Regions from separate parts of the Mus musculus genome. Here region 2 is linked to region 1. A link is a loop called in an ENCODE intact Hi-C map of the cell type or tissue named here. Cell type or tissue: heart. All regions are shown on one strand.

The links. A loop is a pair of places that touch in the nucleus more often than their neighbours do. Peaks named below come from ENCODE experiments on the same cell type or tissue, not always from the same donor. Only the 100,000 strongest peaks of a DNase experiment are listed, where the experiment ranks them.
Region 2: it touches region 1 in a loop (9-fold over the local background); 8 of 42 quality-filtered maps call a loop at or near these places.

The regions. Positions count from the first base shown.
Region 1 is chr6:41,391,561-41,394,060 of GRCm38, forward strand. It overlaps Gm5771 (predicted gene 5771), which reads left to right and starts at 796. Exons shown (of 5, transcript NM_001038997.2): 1 at 796-868. The coding sequence starts at 829. It also overlaps Tcrb. In heart, no CTCF peak of the experiment used is centred here; no DNase peak of the experiment used is centred here.
Region 2 is chr6:41,456,244-41,458,743 of GRCm38, forward strand. It overlaps Tcrb. Among named protein-coding and RNA genes, the nearest start is that of Prss1, 1.4 kb to the right of the region's middle. In heart, no CTCF peak of the experiment used is centred here; no DNase peak of the experiment used is centred here.

The sequences.
Region 1 (2,500 bases):
CTAGACTGTACATTTCTATATCAAACTGTGTGTTTTTGAAAGAAGGGAAGTTTAATCTTTAGTACAGATTATTAATATAACCATGAAGATGCTGAAAATAGACTTATAAAAGCTTGAAAAAATGAGTGCCAAAGTCATGACAGAGAGGAGAAAGGAGAATGTGATATTGGCCTATCTCTGGAACATATTGAGGAAGCTCTTCCTGAAATTTCAGTTTTCACACTTTGAGGTACTCTCCAAGTAAGATCCCTGCTGGAAAGGAGATTCAGAGAAAAGCCCACAATAGAAATCGTGTCTGTTTCTCTCTCTCCCATATTGCTTCATATTTTATTACTGCTTACCAAGGTTCTTGGATATAATCTTTCTATATGATGAATTATTCTAGAGTTAAGAATCATCAACTCATAGCCATTAGAAACAGATACAAGACATTTCTTTTCATGAATCTCTAGGTCTCAAAAATCTACTCATCTATAAATATCATGTCTTACTCAAAGTAAATCAAAGAAGTTTCCCATGATGTTAGGGTATATCTTAGGAATATGGGCATTCTCTACCACCAAGCTTCTTTCCATCAGTCTAAGGTCAAGCTACATACACAAAGTCTATGGTTCCAGGCTCCTTTCAAGAATCACCTGCTTTCCTTGTCCTTATCACCTACCCACAGAGTAGACAAATAGGGGAAAGATAGTGTAAGGGCTCTGGGAAGGGGAAACCCACAGGTGTGCTTGTATAGAAGCAGTGGAGGCCCTCTCCTTAGTCCCTCCTTCTCCCTGAATTGGGGTATAAAGGCAGGCTTCCATCCAGGGCTCACTAGCTTCTACCACAATGAGTGCACTCCTCTTCCTGGCCCTTGTGGGAGCTGCTGGTGAGTTCCATGCTTTCACCTAGGTCTTGCTCTTCCTTCTAGAAACTGTGAACCTTGCCACTGAGGCTGCTTTCCCATCCTATCTATACACCAATATTTTCCTTCTTCCTCCAGCAGCAGCTCTGCTTCCAATCTTCCATGCTTCTCTGTAAGCTTAAATTTCTTGTCCCTTCCACTGTAATTTATTATATGATCAGAGTCTAAAAAGGAAGGCATATTGAGGTTCTATGAAATTAACCAGCAGACCTCCTGGAGATGAAGGTAAGTGTCTTGCTGTGATACCCAGGGACTGAGGTGGGGTACAGAGTAGCCAGACCAGAGCTTTCTCCTACTGTTCTGGGGCCAGAAGCCTGGATTTTGGCTCTTAACTCTCTTTTGCTTTTCTTAAGCCAAAACCTGATGGCTTCAGGCAATGGAGTTCTTCTGTTGTGTAACAGCAGGGGATTTTAAAAAGAAACTTAGTTACTTAGGCTCTTTACTCTTTAAGGGCCCTCCTGCTGCCCTAGATGGCCTCAAAGCCTATTAACTCTTTGTGAGCCAGAAAGAATAAAAAAGTATAAGAGAAAGTCATGCACATACACACACACACACACACACACACACACACACACACACACACACAAATACATCTGGTAGATGACTTAGAATGAATGTTTTTCCTTGGTTATTAATTTGTTCCAAGCATATTTCTCTTAGTACAATTTATGAAAGTTCATTGTACTACTTTTAATGCAGCTTTACTTACTATTCTATGAAGAGGAACATATTTTATTCTTGATTTGAGCTTTATTATGTCTTTCTGGCAAAACAGCTAAAAACATCTTCTTAAACTTTCTTCCTAAGATTATTTGAATCAAATCAGTAATTCTATAAAGACATTCATAAAACTAAACAGCATTAATTCATGAAAGTTTATCTTTAAATTGATGGCAGGAAATTTGGTCAATAGGCTGAGATGATGCCCAAGAAATACAAGGCTATGAAATTATGGCAGGAAAGGCATATCAGCACTAAGGAGCATCCTGAGACAAAGTCTCTTGTGCTTATAGCTTGCAACAACACAAAATGGTGGACCACTTCCAGAAAACTCATTTGCTTGACATAACCTTTCATACAAGGCTTGTGCCAATTAATATCTTAAAATTCTTACCTTATATGTCTGGGACAAAGACTTGATATTAGGAAGGACACTTCTATTATAGATATAGACACACACACAGAGTTTTAAAATATCAAAGTGATGTTAAGACTAGTAAACATGCAGTATAATTAAAAACCAATAATCTTTGGTTATAATATCAACTAACCTGGAACCATGGGGCTTGCAGACCCTGAGTTACCAATCAGGAAATATGCTTAAGTTGGACCAACCCTATACATTTGTGCAGCTTGGTCTCTGTGGGACCCTTAACAAAGGGGACCTAGGATCAGTTTCTGAGCCCTGTCATTGTATCCCCTTCCTCACACCTGGATTACCTGGTTGGTTGTCAATGGGAGAGGATTTGCCTTGTCTTTCTGGGTCAAGAAGCCCCAGTAGGGAGGTACCCAAGGGGAGCTCCCTTTTTCTGAGGGGAAGGACACATGGCAAAGGGGAGGGATTTTTCAGGGAAGAATTGAGTAGGGAGAGGCTGT
Region 2 (2,500 bases), 65 kb after region 1:
CATGGGTGTGGGTAAGCCATTGCTGAGGTTATGAGAGCAGAAGAGCTGACCCTGTCCTGGTAACCTCAGGTGGCCTATCCAGAGCAGTGTTGGAGAGTTCACCCTGGTAGTGCAGATAATAGAAACGCTACAGGCTGACCAGATCAGCTACCACCCAGGCCCAGATCCAAGAGCTGGAAACGTCCCACCCCAAAATCCATATCATCTGTGTATAGGCTTGTGAAAGGGCCAATCTTTCTCATTCAAAGCTGTAGGATGTCCATGACACAGGGAAACAACAGGATAACTAGTAGAAGTCCCAACGAGGACCCAATATTGAAGGTGTCACAGAATCCAGACACCATGAAACAAACAAATGACTCTTTTTATTGAATATTTGCAAGTAAAGATATGTGGGCAGATGGGTAATTTTGAGGCATGCTGTGACACACAATACCTTCCACTAAAAGATATTGTACATACTCTGTTTAGATTTTTGTTTTAGGGTGTGTGCATGCGTGCGTGCATGTTTTGTGCTGAAGATTGCAAAGATAGAGGGCAGATGTGAGGGATGGGGAGATGAGTAGGACTGGGATGTATAGTATAAAACTCACAAATCAATGAAATATTTTAGAAAAAAAGAAAAAAAAATAAAACATGAAATGTTAACTATATTACAGAAAAATTAGTTACTATCTACCCAGCCATAATAATATCCTAGCAATCTGACAGCTGGTTATGCATACCCATGTGTTAAACATGGTTCAAATAGATACGAGGTCATGGTAATGCAAGTTTATGAGCCACATTGCCAGGTAAAATATAAATTTAGTATTCAAGCTCTACCAAGAAGAAAATGAAAAGCAGAGTTGGATGTTGAACTGGACAGGCAACTCTTGCTTGCTTAGCAGTAGCTTTTTAGATGCCATCTGTGGCAAATCTCACACTTCACAGGAGTTTCCATATCATTTTGGATCCTTGGGACCATATGGCAATTTTAGATCATTCCTTGGACAAAAATGAATCCAGTAATATCATCTTCCTTATTAATTAGAGATAATTTTATTTTTATTCTTTACTATACACCAGTTTTAAAAGGGTAAGTGGGGCTCCATACATAAACCATGTAGTGTATGACTGTTGTCTGAAACATCTTGTAAAGCTGTCAAACATTTTATAAATTGAACAGTACTCTATTTAGGCAATACCTATGGGCTACTTAATGAGATTCAGGGCTCAGAGGAAAGGTGTATGAGTACAAATTCTATTGTGTAGCTGGGCCAGTCATACCAGAGATGGGTACAGGAGATACTTAACAGTACTCTCATGGGTGCCTTTCCCAGTGCATTCTGGGATCCATTTGCTCTAACATTCTCCGTAAGCAACATGTCAAAACCAATCACTAGATTCTGAATTCAAATTTTGATCTTTGTAAAGCATCTCTAGAATGTTTGTTTATCTTATATATTTTAGTGAATTTCATTATGATTTTGCTTGTTCTTGTTCCTCAATAAGACTAACTAAAAATGTATGTAGATTCTATAATAAGGTTCCTCACATTAGCTCATAAAAATAAATGTAATCTAACATATCATTTCTCAATAAACTCCATCTAGGCATGTTATGTCTCAAGAAATTTCAGTGCTACAACTCTGATCTTTGTTAGAATTCATCCAGGGAGCTTTTACAGACAAGTTTACTCTTAACTAAGTTTGATATAATATTGTCACTGAAAAAAATAGAATATTAGAATCCTTGTTTATTTTTAATATTAATTTCTATTTTTAACATTGATCCATGACTCCTTGTCAATTTAGTCAACTCTTTACTGAAGGTAATTCTCAGACAGAAATCAGATTGACCATTGTTCAAGTCCTTCTTCACATCTGACCTAGACTGTACATTTCTATATCAAACTGTGTGTTTTTGAAAGAAGGGAAGTTTAATCTTTAGTACAGATTATTAATATAACCATGAAGATGCTGAAAATAGACTTATAAAAGCTTGAAAAAATGAGTGCCAAAGTCATGACAGAGAGGAGAAAGGAGAATGTGATATTGGCCTATCTCTAGAACATATTGAGGAAGCTCTTCCTGAAATTTCAGTTTTCACACTTTGAGCTACTCTCCTAGTAAGATCCCTGCTGGAAAGGAGATTCAGAGAAAAGCCCACAATACAAATCGTGTCTGTTTCTCTCTCTCCCATATTGCTTCATATTTTAATGCTGCTTACCAAGGTTCTTGGATATAATCTTTCTATATGATGAATTATTCTAGAGTTAAGAATCATCAACTCATAGCCATTAGAAACAGATACAAGACATTTCTTTTCATGAATCTCTAGGTCTCAAAAAATCTACTCATCTATAAATATCATGTCTTACTCAAAGTAAATCAAAGAAGTTTCCCATGATGTTAGGGTATATCTTAGGAATATGGGCATTCTCTACCACCAAGCTTCTTTCCATCAGTCTAAGGTCAAGCTACATACACAAAGTCTATGGTTCCAGCCTCCTTTCAAG